4 separate regions of the Homo sapiens genome follow, and regions 2, 3 and 4 are each linked to region 1. Evidence: chromatin contacts called from ENCODE Hi-C data. All regions are on one chromosome and are shown on one strand. The core of a region is the stretch at or near the end of the contact, and the rest is flanking DNA. Distances in the headings are between cores, read along the strand shown. Region 1 holds the start of MRPL19 (mitochondrial ribosomal protein L19). Region 2 holds the start of ALMS1 (ALMS1 centrosome and basal body associated protein). Region 3 holds the start of SFXN5 (sideroflexin 5). Region 4 holds the start of SMYD5 (SMYD family member 5).

The links. Hi-C counts contacts between places; a loop is a spot of excess contacts on that map. Pooled maps may share reads with other maps.
Region 2: a pooled map shows a loop between it and region 1 (12-fold over the local background). The contact joins the promoter of ALMS1 here to the promoter of MRPL19 in region 1. A Hi-C loop is called at or near these places in 6 of 50 pooled maps.
Region 3: a map of naive thymus-derived CD4-positive, alpha-beta T cell shows a loop between it and region 1 (12-fold over the local background). The contact joins the promoter of SFXN5 here to the promoter of MRPL19 in region 1. A Hi-C loop is called at or near these places in 1 of 168 maps with a recorded cell type or tissue (naive thymus-derived CD4-positive, alpha-beta T cell), 1 of 37 single-sample maps with no recorded cell type and 8 of 50 pooled maps.
Region 4: a loop to region 1 is called in a pooled map, with 5 times the contacts of the local background. The contact joins the promoter of SMYD5 here to the promoter of MRPL19 in region 1. A Hi-C loop is called at or near these places in 5 of 50 pooled maps.

The regions. Positions count from the first base shown.
Region 1 is chr2:75,644,967-75,649,870 of GRCh38, forward strand. It overlaps MRPL19 (mitochondrial ribosomal protein L19), which reads left to right and starts at 1,817. Exons shown (of 6, transcript NM_014763.4): 1 at 1,817-1,944; 2 at 2,136-2,253. The coding sequence starts at 1,842. RefSeq lists enhancers at 1,617-1,911, 1,747-2,046.
Region 2 is chr2:73,384,015-73,389,076 of GRCh38, forward strand. It overlaps ALMS1 (ALMS1 centrosome and basal body associated protein), which reads left to right and starts at 1,822. Exons shown (of 23, transcript NM_001378454.1): 1 at 1,822-2,178. The coding sequence starts at 1,855. LOC105374804 (a long non-coding RNA gene) reads right to left here and starts at 1,667. Exons shown (of 4, transcript XR_007087053.1): 1 at 1,439-1,667. RefSeq lists enhancers at 1,581-2,330, 2,371-2,610 and silencers at 1,581-1,980, 2,141-2,310.
Region 3 is chr2:73,069,127-73,073,780 of GRCh38, forward strand. It overlaps SFXN5 (sideroflexin 5), which reads right to left and starts at 2,586. Exons shown (of 14, transcript NM_144579.3): 1 at 2,478-2,586. The coding sequence starts at 2,579. RAB11FIP5 (RAB11 family interacting protein 5) reads right to left here. Exons shown (of 6, transcript NM_001371272.1): 6 at 4,256-4,654. RefSeq lists a silencer at 1,525-2,314 and enhancers at 2,455-2,504, 2,705-3,184.
Region 4 is chr2:73,211,465-73,216,659 of GRCh38, forward strand. SMYD5 (SMYD family member 5) reads left to right here and starts at 2,781. Exons shown (of 13, transcript NM_006062.3): 1 at 2,781-2,898. The coding sequence starts at 2,803. NOTO (notochord homeobox) reads left to right here. Exons shown (of 3, transcript NM_001134462.2): 3 at 1-1,049. RefSeq lists a silencer at 1,245-1,314 and enhancers at 2,637-2,931, 2,719-2,958.

The DNA.
Region 1 (4,904 bases), core at 567-3,066:
CTGCAGAGGTTGGTTGCTTTTATGAGCATTTGACTTCTGTCAAAAGTAAACAGTAAGGCTTTAAACTGGGGAAAGGAAAGAACAGGGTATGCATTTCTGAGCCATCTTTTTTTGGTTGCTGCGTGAAGGACTGGAGGTAACCAGAGGCAAGAAGACTAATGAGAAGGCTGTTGCAGGGATCTCCAGGGATCCTGAAGAGAGAAAATATGTTGACCTAGATTGGAAATATGGATGGGAGGATGAGAAAGTATATGGATTCCTGAGATATTTGACGGTGTCAGGCATAGTTTTTGGAACTTCATCCAGGAGGAGACAGGGAGGAATCAAGAATGGCACTGAGATTTTTGGCTTAGGCAAGAGAGTGGATGCTGAAGCCATTCCTTGAGATAGCCAATACTGGGAAGGAAGTCTGGAGCTGAAAAAGATGAACTCAGTATGGATAGGCTGAATTTGAGGTAGCTTTGGGACATTAATGCAACTGGAATGACTATTATGTAGTTAAATTATCACATTACTCTAAGTGTTCAATCCTTATATAACCACTGCTGAAATAACAAATTCCAAATTTCTTTTTTTGTGTGTGTTTCTTTTTCTGTTTTTTTGAGACGGAGTTTCGCTCTTGTTGCAATGGCGCGATCTCGGCTCACTGCAACCTCTGTCTCCCAGGTTCAAGCGATTCTCCTGCCTTAGCCTCCCAAGTAGCTGGGATTACAGGAGCCTGCCACCACACCTGGATCATTTTTTTTATTTTTGGTAGAAACGGGGTTTCACTATGTTGGCCAGGCTAGTCTCAAACTCCTGACCTCAGGCGATCTGCCCGCCTCGGCCTCCCAAAATGCTGGGGTTAAAGGCGTGAGCCACTGCGCCCGGCTGTGTGTTTGTTTCTTAGAGATACGGTCTCACTATATTGCCCAGGCTGGTTTCCAACTCATGAGCTCAAGGGACCCTCCTGTCTCGGCCTCCCACAGTGCTGGGATTACAGGCATGCCTGGCCACGCCCAGTCATTTTCCAAATTTCTTAACAAGACTTACAATTTACCTTTTCCAGCTTTACTTCTCCCACCTATCCATACCCACAGTTGCCCAGCCCAAATTCATTTGGGTTCCTCAAAGGGTTAATGCTTTGTGTAGTCTCAAGGACTATGGGCCAGCAGTTCTGTCAGGAACTATTCTATTCTCTTTTCTGTGCATTCAGCAAAGAATTAGAAAAATTAGCTGGGCGTGATGGTGCGAGACTGTAGTCTTGGCTACTCGGGAGGCTGAGGTGAGAGGATCTCCTGACATCAGGAGTTGGAGGCTGCAGAGCCATGATCGCGCCACTGCACTCCAGCCTGGGTAACAGAGGAAGACCTTGTCTCAACAAAACAAAAGATGTTAGTGAGGGCCCAGGTAGGTGCTAGGTGCTGGGATAACATGGTGAGCAAAAAGAAGACTTTATCCCTTCCCTTGCCTCATTATAGTATAATGGCAGATTTAAATACTAATCTAATAATTACACAAGAAAGAATTGCAAATGAGATCAGAGCTGCCAATCGAAGGCACCCAGTGGGAAAGACGGCCTACAATGGGATTTTCGCATAGCGAAAGCTTGTCTGAGAAGATAGAGTGGATTCATAGGGGGAGGAAAAAGCTTTCTAGGCTGGGAGAACACCCCTGTGGAGGGGTGTAACTTGGCGCATTACGAGGAACTAGAGAAACGTGCACTTTTCCTAAGACATCAGGAAAGGAGCGAGGAGAGACTTATCCATTTTGTCCCATAGCAGCCGCCATATGGTGGCAGACAGCAACAACCTCGTCGCACTGATTACTGGGAGCTGTAGTCTTGACGTGAGCTAGCTGGCATGGCGGCCTGCATTGCAGCGGGGCACTGGGCTGCAATGGGCCTAGGCCGGAGTTTCCAAGCCGCCAGGACTCTGCTCCCCCCGCCGGCCTCTATCGCCTGCAGTAAGTGGAGCCGGACTTGCGAGCTGGGGCGCGTTAGGGGCCCAGGGTCAGGATGGGGGAGGCGAACCTGGAGATCAGAGGCAACCCCAGCGTTGGTCCCCCGTGGGACGCCGGGTTGGGGGAGATTGCGGGGCTCTGCGGGATCTCAGGGTTGGCACGAGAGTTCTGACCTCCGTCGTCCGCTCCCGCAGGGGTCCACGCGGGGCCTGTCCGGCAGCAGAGCACTGGGCCTTCCGAGCCCGGTGCGTTCCAACCGCCGCCGAAACCGGTCATCGTGGACAAGCACCGCCCCGTGGAACCGGAACGCAGGTGAGGCACTGCCCTGGCGCTAGGCCGGCAACTGGGGTCGGTGCGCGCGTGAGCGCGTTCGCGTTCGAGGTCCCGGCTCTAAGGTGGGGGCTGCACCTCCCCCTGCACGAGCAGGTGTGTAGGATTCAAGAGCCAGCGCACCACACTGTTCTTTCTTTCTCACTTCTCCCCAAGCCAGCATTGAACTTCTTTGCAGTTTTATTGAGTCAGAACTTCAAGTAGGGGTTCCCCATATTTTAAACTCTTTTCTCTGTGGTATTTGTCCTGTACCAGAGTTTTTCTCTGAGGTATATCCTGTTTATACCTGTTTACGTCCAAGAGCTCTTCTTTTCTCTCAAAAGACCCTTAACCCTGGATAGGAATCGATTGGCCAACTTAAAAAATTTGCTATGGTTTAGGTTGGAAGTTTTGGCAGACAAAGCACAGTAAAACTGGCCACTAAATTGTGTCTGAAACTTACTCATCAAAATAGTGTGAATAAAAACTTATATGAATGGTGGTAATCTTGGAGGTACATGTAAATTTAAAGGACTTAAGGTCTGAAAAGAGAGCTATGTAGCAACCTTTTTAAAAAGCCAGTTTTCAGAGGAAAAACCTGATATGATTATAGGCTTTTTGAAAGGGCTGTAGATTATTGATTGGATTACTTCTGGGATTTTTAATTTTTTTATTTTTTAAATTTTTTTTAGACAGAGTCTCTCTCAGTCTCCCAGGCTGGAGTGCAGTGGTGATTTTAGCTCACTGCAGCCTCAAATTTCTGGGCTCAAGTGATCCTCCCGCCTCAGGCTCCAGAGTAGCTGGAACTACTGGTACCACGCCTGGCTTTTTTTTTTCTTTTCTTTTTTTAACATTTAAAATATTCCACGGATTTAAATAGAAGTAAACTTGGAGTTAGAGAACTAAGAGATTCAGAAAATATTTCTTCATAAAACTTTGCTTTTGAGGGTAGAAATGGAATATCTCTTTTAAACAGTGGCATTTAATAGAATTCACTTAAATAGGAATGTAAATTATATGCTCTAGAGAACAATTTGACAGAATTTACTAAGTTTAAGTTGTGTATACCTTCTCACTCAGAAAGCACACAACTTAAACTCCTAACGTGTATGTACAAGGAGACAAGCACGAGAATGAATGTAACAGTATTTTTTGTAACAAAATTTAGAGGCAGCCTAGATATCCATCAGTAGGTGAACAGGCAAATACATTCATATGACAGAATATTGTATAGCAGTGAAAAATGAGTGAATTAGAGCTCACTTTTAAACATGGAAGATTTTCACAAATCTGTGTGTAAAAAAAACCTTTAGAATCATTAATGTAGTAGGATGCTATTTTTATGAAGTTTTAAAACTATAGGCCGGGTGCGGTGGCTCACGACTGTTATCCCAGCACTTTGGGAGGCCGAGGAGGGCAGATCACGAAGTCAGGAGTTCGAGACCAGCCTGGCCAACATGGCGAAACCCCCATTTCTACTAAAAGTACAAAAAAAAAAAAAAATTAGCCAGGTGTGGTGGCATGTGCCTATAATCCCAGTTACTCGAGAGGCTGAGGCAGAAGAATTGCTTGAACACAGGATGCCGAGGTTGCAGTGAGCCGAGATCGTGCCACTGCACTCCAGCCTGGGCGATAGAGCAAGACTCTGTCTCAGAAAAAAACAAAAACAAAATTATACGAAACAATATATGTTGCCCAGACATACATGCATATGAAAAGTAAAAAGAAATGTAAGGGGGGCCTTCTGAAACTTTGCCAAACAGTCAAACCTAACTTTACCAGTATTGGTACCAGTTGATATTATGTGTCTCCTGATGTGACAGAATAAGTTGTTCACATCATCTCCCTGTAATATTCTTACTAAAATTATTTAACCTTAGTCTAGGCATGTGGAAACAATCCAGAATCCAGAGATGAGATAGTAGGCCTTGACTGTTCAAAAAAGTTAATGTTATAAAAATACAAAGTTGGAAAAAAGTCCTAGTCTGAGAGACTAATGACCAAATATGTGTGAAGCTTGATTGTATTTTGAATTGGGCAACGAATAGATGTAAAATACCTTCCCAGGATAATGACATACATTTGAGTATGAACTCTGTATTAGACCAAGCTTGTCCAACCCACAGCCCAGGACAGCTTTAAATGTGGCCCAACACAAATCTGTAAACTTTCTTAAAACATATGAGATTTTTTTTGTGCCTTTTTTTTTTAAGCTTACCAGCTATTGTTGGTGTCTTTTATGTGTGGCTCAAGATAATTCCTCCAGTGTGTCCCAGGGAAGCCAGATGATTGGATACCTTTGTATTAGATTATGTTATCAAATTAATGCTGACTTTTATAGGTGTCAGAAGGGTATCGTGATAATATAGGAGCAAGTCCTTATTCTTAGCATAAGCCTTCTAAATTATTGAGGGATGAAATGCCTTGCTGTTCCATTTTTTTGAGACAGAGCCTTGCTTTGTCATCCAGGCTGGAGTGCAGTGGCATGATCTTGGCTCTGCAACTCCTACTCCTGGGCCCCTCCCTACTCAGTCTCCCAAGTGGCTGGGACTACAGGTGCCCGCCACCATGCCTGGCTATTTTAAAAATTTTTTTGTTGTAGAATGAGGTCTCACTATGTTGCCTAGGCTGGTCTGGAACTCCTGGGCTCAAAC
Region 2 (5,062 bases), core at 572-3,071, 2.3 Mb before region 1:
TTTGAGAATGCAGCTTCCATCTGTTGTTGATAAAGCAGGAGTTAATCTTAGAAGTCTCCTGCAGCAATTAGTGATAACAGCTTATATTAGTAGCATCTAGTATTGGAAGTAATTCACAAATACATGAGGAAGCCTGTTATTAACTCAGAAGGAGATAACTTATGGGCCTTAGAATGGACTGACCTTATTGCCATCAAGGCAAATAGAAGTACTTTGGGCTTTGGAAGTTAGATGGAAGTTAGAGAACTTTGAAAGCTATTTTTTAGAATTCTATTAGTTCTCTTTATCTTTCCTGAAATTTGTGGATGCAAAAAGATAGCGGAGTTTCTAAAAAGGTAAAGCTTTACAGTTATTTAATATCAGTGAAATGTGTGTCCTCTTACTGGAGATAAACATTGAGATTTCACATTCAGGAATACAAAATTAATAAATTCTTTTCTACTATTACAGTAATAGGTCTCCGGCAAGGAGAACCCCTAAACCCCTTAAGAATAAATAACCCTAATGTACTCATAGTCCATTTAGAGGTGTTCAACAGAACTCCAAGACTGGGCTCCAGTTCATGTTCTACCCTTAAAGTTTTGCCAGGATTGGGTCATTGACAGGTAGGCAGGACATACATCCTTGGCAATAACCCTAAAATTGCCCCACCAACATTGGTTCAGCATCATTATCAATGTATCTCTACTATTGTGGGTAATACCATGAAGACTTTTTGCTGGACTCCACTTTAATTATGGCTATTTCCTTTGGTAACAGTGAAGCATCTCAAGATTATAATTATTATTTAAAATTTTAATTTAAAAATTTTCCCCATAGGTTATTGGGGGTACAGGTGGTGTCTGGTTACATGGCATCTTAAGATACTTTAATTTGCCATTCATTTCGTAGAGGTTCCTGAAGCGGTCAGGAAATCTTTGTTTTTAAAGCACTCCAAAGTCATTGACGAACCACCAAAACATATGTACTATCAGTATAAATATTTGCTCTGTTATCCTTTAACAGCTGGTTGGTCTAGGCCAGGGCAATTCCTACACTAACAGAGGACCTGGGATGGCATACTGAGTCAGCCACTTACTAGGTAAGAAACTTTGGGCAAATTAATTTTTTTAGCCTCAGATTCTTCATACATGAAATAGTAATACTTGTCTCACAGAACCGTGAGCATCTAATGAGTTATTGTACAATAACCAACCTATCACTAAGTCCTTCACATTGATTATTTCCTTTAATTATCACACCCATCCTATGCGATGGCCTATTATCATCGTTTTATAAACACAAAGTCACACCACTTTAAGTGGTGATGCCAGGATTCAAACTCCGATCTTTCTGATGCCAGTGCCCAGTTCTTAATCCCTCTAACAACCCGTGACACTTTTCCACGGTTAGGTTCAAGCGCCCACCATACAGCTTGACACTTTAGGAGATACTCAACCTTTAAAACTTTATAATTTGCATGTGTGATTATAACGGGTACGTCCTAGAGTTTGATCTCTTCTCTGTGCAGGGGCGAAACTCGACCCCAGCCGAGAACTACACTGTCCTTGCGCGGGGCCCTCTGCGCCCCGGAAGGCGCCCAGTCCCGGTTTATTGTGAGCTTACAGTACAGTTCGCAAGGTCCCGGCCGGTGACGGCGGCGAGGCGGCAACGTCGCCTGTAGCAAACCTCCGCCCTAAGGCGTTCCCGCCGGGCCTCGCGCGGCGTCCCTAGCAACGCGCGCGCGGTCTTCCGGCCCCGCCCAGGCGGGCGGCACTGCGCCTAAGCTGGGCCACAACCGCCAGTCAGGGCTCTCCCCTTCCCCTCCCTCCCCCCCTCCTCCTCCTCCTCTGCCGCCCAGAGCGAGACACCAACATGGAGCCCGAGGATCTGCCATGGCCGGGCGAGCTGGAGGAGGAGGAGGAGGAGGAGGAGGAGGAGGAGGAGGAAGAGGAGGAGGCTGCAGCGGCGGCGGCGGCGAACGTGGACGACGTAGTGGTCGTGGAGGAGGTGGAGGAAGAGGCGGGGCGGGAGTTGGACTCCGACTCTCACTACGGGCCCCAGCATCTGGAAAGTATAGACGACGAGGAGGACGAGGAGGCCAAGGCCTGGCTGCAGGCGCACCCCGGCAGGATTTTGCCTCCGCTGTCGCCCCCGCAGCACCGCTACTCGGAGGGCGAGCGGACCTCCCTGGAGAAGGTGAGGCGGGCCGGGGAGGGGTGTGGAGCCGCGGCGAGTTGGGGGTGGAGGCTGGGCCCCGAGCGCTCCGCCCGCCCGCAGGTCACGCCGCCTGACGGAGAAAACGCGCGCAGCTGAGGCTAGTAGGCGGCCCAGACTCCAGCCCAGGTGCCGGCCGGCTGCTCCGCGTCTCCCAGGCTTTGTGGCAAAGACTTCTCGTTTCCTCCCCCTCGGTGGGTCCTGGGCCTTTTGAACTCCCGTAGACGTTCAGGGGAGCCTGCATTCCCCGTGAGAAACGCTGAGAGAGGACCACGGGTGTGTCGAGCCTTGAAGGAGGGAAAAGGCGGTGTAGGACCGGAGCGAGTGGTTGCCTGGGGAGCATCTTGTTGGGGAGACAGTGAACAGATGAGCTTGACTGAATTGCAGGACTCCCCTGAGGGAGTAATGTGGATAATGTACACCGCGCGATCACTTAGTCTGGAGAGGCTCCCCGCGGGTTTTCCTCCCCTGGACCATCATTTGTAGCAATAAAGGGGTTCCCCAGCCGATAGGAGGGGCTTGGAATGCAGGAGGCTTGTGATGCGGCTCCAAACAGTCTGCAAAACTACAAAGCACAGATAATACACAATGGAGAAAGCCGATTTCATGGTAGACCCCCGAAGATCATTTTGAAAATAACTCTCCATTTAATTTGCTGCCCTTACCCCCCTTTTTTTAACTTACTGCTTTTCGAGGAGCAAGACCTGCCCTGCTCAGTACAGTAGCCACTGGCCACGTGTGGCTTTTTACATCTTAAAGAGAAAACTATTATAGTTTTGAGTAAGAGTTAAAAATAAATTAAATGAAAAATTCCATGCGTCTGTTCTTACCGGTTTTCAAGTGCTCAGCAGCCACACTAGGCTAGTGGCTACCATGTTGGACAGAGCAGATAATGGAACAGTTCCATCATCACAGACAGTGAAGGTGTAGAGTTTTGTCACTAATGAGCAGTAGTTGTTGTTTTGTCTGGTGAATATTCCAGGGGGTACTTAATTCATTGAACATGTATTATTAGAATTCACCATGTGCCACACATTGTGCTGGGTGCTAAGGAAAGCTTGGTGAACCCAAACATTTTTGGTCTCTGCCTTCCTTGTGTTCATGGTCTAGACAGGGAGGCAGACAGATTTCAGATGATCACATAAAGTGAAACTAATATATGTGCTAATATTCTATGAAAGCATAAAGTAAGATAATCTGGCCTTGTCAGTGAAGTTGGGAAAGCCTTCTTGAGGAGGTTATGATAGAGCTGATATCTGAAGACAGTTTAAGGTTAATCAGGCAAAGGGGAGGGAAAGAGCCGTCTAGCTGAGGGAAAAACACATGAAAAGGTACTGTTGATGAGAGAGAGCATGGCATTTTCCAGGACCCAGAAGCCAACGTGGTTTGAGCACAGACTGCAAGGCTTTGTGTGCTATGCCAAGGATTTAGGGGCTTTATCTCTGGAGCTTTGGGGAGTTGAAGAAAATATTTGAAACGAGGGGATGTATGATAAGTTAGGTGTTTCAGAAAGGTCAGGTGTATAGCAGAGTGTGGAACAGCTGTGATAGCAAGGTGGGATGGGGAGCAGTAGCCATAGGTCAAGGGCATAAATTAGGAGACCATTGCAGCATTGCCCGGCAAAAGATGATGAAAGTTTGGAATAGGGAAGTGTTGGTGGATACAGGGAAAAGTGGACTGATTTGAGAGATATTTAAGAGGCAAAATCATCATACTTAATAACGGATGGGATGTGAAAGGTGAAGTAGCCAGGTGTTAGGTTATTGTTTGAATGGTTGTGCCAATATTAAGATATGGCCAGATTTATGGTGGAGGTGGTGGCTGTGAGTGGGTGGTGGAATTGGTTGGGTGAGTCTTAAGATTATGAGTTTGGTTTTGAAGATTGAAGGAGAAGGCTGGGCTAGAGATTTCAAGTTGTAAGTCATTTACATAGAGACCATAATTAAAGCCACACTTGTTGACTAGGTCTTCTAACTTTTATTTTGTCCTGTGACTTCTTGCTTGAATAACTATTAATATTCAAACTTTATCTTGAAGCCTAGAGGAGGAGTTTTTTAAACAAAATTTTAATTTAATTTTAGATTTGGGGGTACATATGCACGTAATTAACATGGATATATTGCATAATGGTGAGGTTTGGGCTTCTAGTGAACCTCTCACCCAAATAATATACCTTTGTACGTGATAGTGTAACATTGTACTTGATAGGTAATTTTTCAGCCCTTCTCTCCTCCTTCTGGAGCCCCCAGTGTCTGTTTATTTCCATCTTTATGTCTGTGGGTACTTATTGTACCCATTTATCTTTATGCCTCTGTGTACCCATTGTACCCACTTGTCTTACCAGTGAGAGCATGTGGTATTTGATTTTCTGTTTCTGAATTGTTTCACTTGATAAATAGCCTCCAGGCTCCATCCATGTTGCTGCAAAGGACAGGATTTCATTCTGTTTATAGCTGCATAATATTCCACAATGTATATTAATACATACTACATTTTCTTTACCCATTCAGTTGTTGATGGACACTTAGGTTGATTTCATGACTTTGCTATTGTGAACGGTGCTGTGATAAACATATGAGCACAGATTTTTTTCTTTTTTTTTAATGGCGTCTAGCTGGTGTAGAACACCTGGGCTCAAGTGATACTCCGCCTTGGCTTCCCAAAGTGCTGGGATTACAGGTGTGAGCCAGTGTGCCTGGCTCAGATGTCTTTTTGATGAAATGATTTAATTTCCTTTGGAGAGATACCCAGTAGTAGGATTGCTGGGTCAAATGGTAGTTCTGTTTTGAGTTCTTCAAGAAATCTCCATACTGCTTTCCATAGGAGTTGAACAATTTACATTCCCAACAACAGTGTATACGTGTTC
Region 3 (4,654 bases), core at 1,336-3,835, 2.6 Mb before region 1:
AGCAGGGGAAGCCATTGGAGGGTATTTAAATCTACAAGGGCGTAGGGAGTCCCTTGATCAGATCTGCACTGTTGGGACTCTGACTTGCAGAAAGAGGAAGGACTGGAAGAGGGCCAGAGTGGAAGCAGGGAGACCTGTTGTGAGGCTACTGCAGTGACCCAGGAAATAGACGATGGGGGCTTGGTCTAGGATTCTGGCAGTAGAGATGGGTGGACTTGAGAGCTGTGTAAGAGGTAAGATCACTGGGCCTCTGGTTGCATTTAAAGGGTGAGGGAGAAGAAGGAAAGAACACAGGCGGCTCCCAGGTTTCTGGCTGCATTGATTGGGTGGCAAGTTGGGCTGTTTGCAGAGCCAGGGAGCCATGCGGGAGGAGCAGATATGGAGGAAAGAGAAGATCCTTAACATGGATGAATCACATGCAACGTGCTTTATGCAGGCCACTATGCTGGAGGAGGGGAGCTTCAAAAGTGCATACAACAAACACTTTTACTGCCTTCAAGAGCAGTGCCAAAAAGAAGTACCGCTATGGCTGCAGGAACAGGGTAGCCTAAAATGTTTATCTATGGCTCTAGAGCAGTGCTCACAGCACAGGGCTCAGTCATATAAGCCACTAAGACGTATTTGATAAATGTCTGTTAGGTCACTGAATGTCCCTAGTGCCACATACAGATAACAGACACCAGGACAAAAAGAAAAAGAAAAAAAAAAAGGAAACACAAATCTTTTACTCGGCACATTACTATATGCCTAACCTGTCTCCATCAGGGTAAGACAGAGGCAGAGAAGGGCAAGATCAGCCCCTTCTTGCAAAAGGCCTACAGGGGGTTTGAGGAAACCAAGTCGTCACACAGCAAACATTTAGAAGACCACAGGGCAGACTGTATGGAGAGCTATGAGGATCTGACTCAGGTGGCCAAAGAGATGTGCAGGAGGAAGCCTGCGATCTGATGGGACCAGAGAAGAAGGGAGCAAGTGTTTGCCAGAGAGGCAGGCCCGACTGAGCCTTTAAGAACGAGCAGAATGGGGGTGGGAGCGGGGACAGGCAATGTAATAAGGTCACTCAAGTCCAGGCAGGGACACCCCGACACTCTCGCCCTAGATGGCCTCCTACACTGGAAGGAAGATGCCAGTCTCGCCTCGGATACCTACATGCTGAGATGGCCTACTTTTAAAAGGAATTAAAGTCCTGTTAAGAAACACTGGGGACATTTTTTTCAGACGGCTCAGGAGCCAAGTTCCCTAATTATCAGCAAAGCTCGGGGCACCCCCTTGCTGGAACCAGTCCCCTTCCACCACAACAACAAAAAAAGAAAAAAAAAGCCACCGCACCGACCTTAGCACAATTTCCTTTCTTCCTTCAAAGTTCTTTTCTGGCCGCCTCGGCTGCCGCCCACCCCTGGCAAGCCCCGGTTCACTTCAGCGGTCTCTCTGCCTGTTTCCTAATAAATTCCGTCTCATTGGTGCGGGAGGCGCGGGAGCCCGAGGGTCTGCGGCGCGGGAGCGGCCCCTCCCCGGCTCCGGTCTCCGGGCCCAACCAGGCGCCCGGGCTCCGCGTTCCACCCCCGCCTCCGCAGTCTAGGGCCGAGTCGGCGACGCCCCAGAGGAGGTCCCGGAGGGAAAGGACCCCTGTCGCCGTGCCCCGAAGAGCCTGAGCGGGTGTGCCCAGAGCCAGTCCCCGGCGGCGCGGGGGCCCGGGCGCGGGAGACCCTCCGCGGAGAACACAGCGAGGAAGAGGCTGGGGGGGGGTTCCCAGGCGGCAGCCCCTCGGAGGGACGACGGCCCCAGGGGATGACACAGCGTTTCCCCCGCACGCCCTGGCTGCGTCCCCTCAGGGCATCGGCCGGCTTGCTGCGTCAGCGAATCCTCAGCCCGAGATGGAGAGCAGGGACGGGGGACGCCGGACCGCCGCTCGCCTCGGCACTCGCCCCCTCAACCTGCTGCGCGCGCCGAGCCCGGCTTGGGGGCCAGGGCTGGGGAGTGACCGCGGGGCGCGACGCTGCCCGGCGGCACCGCCAGCAGCTCGAAAGGAACGTCAGTCCCCACCGGGGGAAAAAGTTAGAAGGCATCCCGGCCACGCCAACTTCCCATCCAGGGCCAGACTAGAACTTTGCGTCCCGGGCGGGCAGCTGCACAACCCGGAGCGACCCTGAGCAGCCGCTCGAAGCCGGGCGCTCGGGACCTTGACCGCAGCCGCCGGTGGCCAATCACAGGGCGCCGCGGGCGGGAAAGGCTAGAGGGCGCGGGCAGTCGGGGAGTGACGGCGCCAAGGGCCAATAGGAAGCCAAGATGGGAGTCCGCGCCCGCCCCGTTGACCAATGGGAAAAGGGTGACTGTGACCGAGGTTCCCCCCCTGGCGCTAGCTGCAGGCTCCGCTGGCCGCGGGTGGGAGACCCTTGGGCGGAAGGGGACTTTGGAGGGGAGTTTGCTCGTCCTCTCTTTGCCACCCGCCGGCCCGCAGACCACAGCCCGGTCCTCACCTGCTGGAAGCGGGGTTTGCCCAGTTGGAAAGGAGGTGCATCGCTCGAGGCGCTAGCGGCACTAGCCGCCGCCGCCGATGCTGTAGTCGCTGTATCCGCCATGGCCACTGACGCCCGCAATCTCCGGCCCTTTTAAAATGTCCCTCCTCGGCCCCCGCCACAGCTGCCTCTCCCGATTGGCCCTAATCAACCGCAGCGAGCGGGAGGCGCAAGGCGTTGTGGGGAGTGTAGTTTTTCGCGTCGCGGCGCTTACAACCGTAGACTGCGGAGAGTTGCGGCCGTCCGGAGAGGTCTCGGTGCCCGCTGTCCGCGTTGCAAGGTGCAAGGTCGGCAGTCCAGGAAAGGTGTTCCTGTACGACGACCACGGGCCACCCCTCGCTGCTTAGTTGCCCCCAGAAGTTAGAGTTGCTGCCGTGGGCGTCGCTCCTGGGGCCAGGCAGCGCAGAAGGGTCCCATTCAAGGGGGAACCTGGGACCAGATGGGCAAAGACTCCAGGCGGAGTAGGGTTAACCTCGGAAGGCTTTCTCCAAGGAGTTGCACTGCGGACCTTCTCGTACTTTCCTCCGTCGCCACCCTGCCCACTCGTCCTGTGCTCTCCGGCTGCCCTGACACTCAGTTCCTGGAGCATGCTGGGGCCTGCCCGCCTCCCGACCCCTGAACATTCTGTACCCGGAAGACTAAATCTTCGCCTGATGCTGGCTTTCTGGCTTTAGCCTAAACATTGCATTTCCCAGTCCATCACTCTGCTTGCACAAAATCCCACAGAGGCTCCGTGGCACCCAGCACTTCTCTTTTGCACTCACAACTACTTACTGTTCTGGACAGTCTTTCTTACTGTAAAGTTCACAGGGCAGGGGCTATGACTTTTTGATTCACTTCAGTTTTCAGAGCCAGACATAAAAGGGCTCACAGTAGAGACTCAAATAAGTGTTGGCTGTGAGTTCATCAGTGGGGGATTAAGAGCCCTGGCAGCTTTCACCTTGTCTGGCCAACCAAGGAAGATCCCTCCTGGGCCTAATTCCTGGGCAGGAGGAGAACTTGGGACTAGGGTGGGTGGGGAGGGTGTTAGGTAAGGGGGAGTATTACAGATTGTGGAGTAAGGATCAGTATGGATAATAAACACATACAGTTGTAGAATGGATTAGCTGAAGATTCCCAGCTGAATTACCTGGTCAGTGAGCCAGACTTCGGGAGCTGCCTGTTTTGCCCAAGATGACAGTAGAAATATTTGGTCTTCTAGGGAACTCCACTTTGGGTCTCATTAGTCTCGTGGTGGAGTGCAGGGTTGGCTCATGTCTGCCAGTGTTTCTGGACACTACATGAGCTGTAGCAGTCAAAGTTTTTCATCCTCTAGTAGTTGAACCACAAGAAACACTTTTCATAAAGCTAGGGGGAGATTCTAGCTAGCCACGAAGAACAATTTGTATCTTGGATTTGTATCTTATCTTAGAGATTCTATCTAGCCATGAAGAACTATTTGTATCTTGGATTTGTATCTTATCTTCCCCTGCTAGACCATGCAACTTGAGAATAGGAATCCATTTCTTACCCTCTGTATTACCAATAAATGGGCCCATCTTAGGTGCGCAATAAATGTGGGTACCCTGGGAGTCAGAAAAGACTAAGTTCAGGCTGCTGGGCAACACTGTGCTGCTGCCCCCTTATAAGGGGCAGGGACAGTGTCATCCAAGAATCCCATCACCTTGATTTAAGGTGCTTTCTCCCACAGCAGCCTCCTGTAACTGTTCATTCCAAAACAGGAACACAACAGAGCCACCTGCAGTACATGAATGTTTTATTCTTCATAAAGTGCTTAAAACATGAAGAACAAGCTCTTTATAAAGAGCCTTAACTAGGAAGACAAACAGCAAAGCAGAACCATGCCTGCTCCCTGCCCAACCCACCTGCAACTTTCCTCCAAGTGTGGCTAGGAGAAGAAACATCAACAAGGACCCTGGGCTTCGATTCAAAAACTCCTCTGAAGCCATCCATGCCCTGGGCATTAGGGAGGCCCACAAAGGTCAGGGCCAGGGCTGGGAGTGAATAAAGCCCAGAGGAATCCCCAGTAGGGGGGGTGACTCCCCCTCTCTCAGAAAAGATACTTACTTCTCTAATACCCAATGACCCCCAAAAGCATGACTGAAACCCTGGGGACCAGTGGATACTTTTCTCAGATT
Region 4 (5,195 bases), core at 1,531-4,030, 2.4 Mb before region 1:
AGATTCAGGGCTCATTCCACATGGCAGCCCCTCCTTTCTTTTTTTTTTGAGACAGACTGCAGTGGCGCGATCTTGGCTCACCGCCACCTCCGCCTCCCGGGTTCAAGCGATTCTCCTGCCTCAGCCTCCCGAGCAGCTGGGACTATAGGCGCATGCCACCATGCCTGGCTAATTTTTATATTTTTAGTAGAGACGGGGTTTCATCATATGGTCAGGCTGGTCTTGAACTGCTGACCTTGTGATCCACCCACCTCGGCCTCCCAAAGTGCTGGGATTACATGTGTGAGCCACCACCCGGCCCAACCCTGCCCTTTTTGTTTTTTATGGAGTCTTAAGGTCTACCAGTCATCAGTCAACTCATTAGCATATGAAAAGACATCACTTCAGAGATTCTAGGGATTTTAGGAGTTCTATGCCAGGAAATCGAGATGAAGACCAAATATATATTTCATAATATCACAGCTCCCCTCACCTGGGGGAGTAATACCTGTACCAGCAATTAATATTTTCCTGGCCTGGCTGTGGAGAAGGAACCTCTTTGAATAAGCATCTGGGCATAGAAGACTCTTCACCATCAGAAGGAGTTGAGAGCAAAGAAGAGAAGGTAGACTGTTTAGCCCACTTCACAAAGTTTCCCAACGTTTTCTTGTTTTGTCTGAACTGTTACCATTCTCAGAAGAAGCTCAGGCCCAGCAGCAAAGACAAGGACTCGCTCTGTCACCCAGACTGGAGTGCAGTGGTGCAATCATAGCTCACGGCAGCCTCAACCTCCTGGGCTCTAGTGATCCTCCCACCTTAGCCTCCTAAGCAGCTGGGACTACAGGCGCGTGACACCACGCCTGGCTAATTTTTAACATTTTTTGTAGAGACAACGTCCACTTGTTGCCCAGGCTGGTCTTGAATTCCAGGCTTCAAGTGGTTCTCCTGCCTTGGCCTCCCAAAGCCCCATCTTTTTATAGAATAATTTGTGTATGCCAAGGCTGGCATTTTGTCATAAACTCTGCTGTGTTTTCACAGGACAGTTATAATTTCCCCCTTTCATGACTCTGACTCATGGCTCCTTTTTCTTCTCAAGAATGTGCTCGATTTCTCTGAAAGAAGCCTGCTGCCAGGATTTGCAGAGCTGATTTCTGTAGCACAGACCATTCAGATTCTAGAATGGCTCTTGGGGACTGAGCTGAGGGATGGAAGGAAGCCTGCCCTGCCACCTGGTGGTGAGTGAGGGCACGGCCCCCAGCTGCTCTCGGGTAGGTTTGCCCCCAAGTACGTGGACTATTCGCTCCCTGACACCGGGCTGCAGGCTTGAGGGGACCCAGGGTCGGTTTCAAGAGCCTCTTCTCTGGCCCTGCCAACTATCTATCTCCCCCAAGTCCGTGGACTATTCGCTCCTTGACACCAGGTTGCAAGCTTGAGGAGAGGCAGGGTCAGTTTCAAGAACCTTTCTCTGTCCCTGCCAACTATCTATCTATCTATAATTATTTGATAGATAATTGTGGCTTGATCACGGCTCATTGCAGTCTAGACCTCCCCAGGTTCAGGTGATCCTCCCACGCATCACCACGCCCGGCAAATTTTTCTATTTTTTGGAGAGACAAGGTCTCACTACGTTGCCCAGTCTGTTCTTGAGCCCGGGAGCTGGAGGCTGCCGTGAGCCGAGATCGCCCCATGCCAGTATGGGCGACAAAGCGAGACCCTGTCTCAAACAAAACTCACAAAATCAGGGGACAAGGAAACAAAACAAGGCTTGATAGTCAGGCCTAGCTGTGGGGACAAATGCCATAGGTCTGTGGTTTGCAGCTTCTTGGGGTCCTGAGAGAACAGGCCCCTCCCCCTTTTCACGACAGTGTGTGCATATGCACACTCACTTCTGTATCCAGTTTCAGAGGTTCTCAGATCTGAGGTCCCCTATGGACTCCTCCGCTACCCCCGGTTGCAAGGTCCCTAAGCCATTGAAGAATCTGACAGAGGCACAAGTCCACCCTGACCTTTGGCAGGACTGTTCTGCTGCCAGAGGGATTACCGAGAAAGGAAATCTTGTCCTGGACTCTTCAAGTGGGGTGAGTGAGCTCCGGGGTATAAGCTAGTCCTTCCCTTCAGGCTGAGAGCTAGACAGGATAGGAGTAAGTTGGCCTTCTGCTGTCCCACTCTAGGGCTGGGTCCAAAGAGCGCTTTACTCAGTGAAGACAGGCCACTGTGTGGACAGAGACAACATACATAGAAACATGCATCGGAGGCCGGGCGAGGTGGCTCACGCCTGTAATCCCAACACTTTAGGAGGTCGAGGCGGGCGGATCACTTGAGGTCAGGAGTTCGAGACCAGCCTGGCCAACATGGTGAAACCCCTAAAAATACAAAAATTAGCTGGGCTTAGTGGCGCACGCCTGTACGCCCAGCTACTCGGGAGGCTGAGGCAGGAGAATGAATCACTTGAACCTGGGAGGCAGAGGTTGCACTGAGCCGAGATCGCGCCACTGCACACCAGCCTGGGCGACAGAGTGAGACTATCTCAAAAAAAAAAAACCACAACAAAACATGCAACGGACTCAAAGATACACACATCAAAACTGTACGCGCACACAGACTCTGATACAGAGGTACAGACACAAAAAGGCACCGATGTAAAAGCACAAAGGCAGGCCCAGTTACACTCCCGTCAACAAACCACGGAACCTAAATTCAGACTTGGTGGAGCCCAAAACCTCGCAGCCTCAGGGGCACTCTCGCCGGGGGCGGGACCAGAAGGGGGTGTGGCCTCTCAGGTCGAGGCGGGGTTAAGGGTCATAAGGCGGAGGCGCGCCCAAGATGGCGGCCTCCATGTGCGACGTGTTCTCCTTCTGCGTGGGCGTGGCGGGCCGCGCGCGGGTCTCCGTGGAAGTCCGTTTCGTGAGCAGCGCCAAGGTGAGGTCGGGGCGGGTCCTGCCGGGAGCCTCTCCCCAGTCCGGCCATGGAGACAGCCCGGCCGGACTCCATGCCCGGAGCCCAGAGGCTTCTGTGCCGCTCGGACGCTACGGCCCTGCCCCTGCTCGCGGCCCGGGGGCTCCCAGTCTGTCCCTGCGCGCAGGCTCGTGGCGCGGTCACGCGATAGACCCGGGCCTCCGGAGTCTCCGTGCGCATTTCCTCCCAGCGGAATTCGGCCAGCCCGCGGGAGGCCCTTCTGTGGCTGCTCGGGGCGGGGCTAGGGGGCTTTGCTGCTGTATCCCTGGAACGGTGGGCGGGGATGTGCCGGGCAGAGAGAACTGAGGTGTAAAAGAGGGAGTCCTCACGAACTTCATGTGTGAGATTTGGGTGAGGGGATGAGGAGAGAGGCCAAGATCCTTCACGAGGGTCCTTGGAGTGCTGAGGAATTTGGACCAGAGTCCAAAGGCCGTGGGGGCATTGGGAGAGTTTTTAGCAGGAAGGTGACGTGATTTTGTCGTTTTTATTGTGTTCCAAAAGTTCATTGTAGAAAAAAATACAAAATGCATGTAAGGAAAGAAAATACAAAAATCACCCATACTTCTATACTTGTGCAAAGATGAGTACGTTAAAATTACATTTTTAGAAACTGCTTTTTGATGCAGCAGTGAATCTTTCAATATCAAGCCTATTTCTACATATTAAGTTTTAAGAGCTGAGTAGTAGCTTCTTCCGTGAGAGGGTCACAGTTCACTCAACCAACCCCTTATTAATGGACCCTTTATTGTTGTATGGTATTTTTCATCCCCAGAGTCAAAAGTCTTAGAGCTCATTTTCTGTGCAAACATCCTCTTGTTTTGTCCAGCAGTATTTTTTTCCTAGTTATCTTTGCCTATTGATATGTGTAAAATTATATTTGTTCTCATTTACGTTTCTTTGGTTACTAGTGAGGTTGAATAATTTATCCTGTGTAGTGGCTGTGTGTATGGTTGGTTCTTGCCCAAGACGTAAGACCTCTAGTTGTCTGTTGTCTGCTCTCAGCGTCATCATATTGATCTAGTTTTCCAGCTCAACCTTCCGTGCCCCCTTTCTGCTCTAGAGGTATCTGGAGCAGTTTGCTCCTTCCCTGGTAAATCAGCTTCCCTACATCCCTGGTCTCCTTACCTGTTCCTATCTCCATCTCCATAGTCTCTAGTGCTCCTGGGTGGCCACAGTTTGAAGGCCTCTCAGTTCCATCATTCTTGGTTTGCAGTGATATTCTTCACCTTTTTCTTCATTAGCCCCCAGTCTCTCAGCCCCTTCCTTTCTTCATTTCTTCCCTCTCGCTTCTTCACTTCAGCCACTCTCCTTGCACAGTTTTCCTGTCCCAGGCTTCTATCAAGGCCCTAGCTGATTGCCCTCTCCTTGCCTACATCTGATCTGCTGCTGGAGAAAATAACATACCTGCCTGGACTTGGTAACAGCATGGATTATCCTGGGCTTTTTGCTTCTCTATTCAAATGAGATTGGTTTGTGATTTTTTTCTCTGTGTTATTTTCCTCAAGTTGCCACATGAGGGTTATACTTGTTTTTTTTTGGTAAAACAGAAATGCTTTCTGTCATTACATTGTTTAAATAGCATGAGCATTATTTATTCTTTAAAGGTTTGAGAGAATTGGGTCATGAAACTATATAGACCAGGGGCCTCAAGTGGGAGTAGTTTTTGACTACTGTTTATTGCTTCTGTGGATAGGAATGACTTTTCAAAAATTTATCAACTATTATGCCAGAGACATGACCAGTCAGAACAGAAACCTCACCAGGTCCAGTGGAAGCCAGCTGGATTACCATACTGGTGCACTAGCCGGATAGCAGCATGGCTTATTGTGGGCTTTCTTCTTTTAATCAAGATTTTAAAATCTACTACATAGTCTGCCCGGGCATGGTGGCTCATTCCTTTAATTCCAGCGCTTTCGGAGGCCAAGGTGGGCTGATCACTTGAGATCAGGAGTTCAAGACCAGTCTGGCCAACATGGTGAAACCCTGTCTCTACTAAAAATACAAAAATTAGGCCTGGCGTGGTGGCTCACACCTGTAATCCCAGCACTTTGGGAGGCCGAGAGGGGCGGATCACTTGAACTTGATGTCAGGAGTTCGAGACCAGCCTGACCAACATGGTGAAACCCCATCTGTACTAAAAATACAAAAATTAGTCGGGCGTGGTGGTGCACACCTGTAATCCCAGCTACCTGAGGGCCAGGCACGAGAATTGCTTGAACCCAGGAGGCAGAAGTTGCAGTGAGCTGAGGTCGTGCTACTGC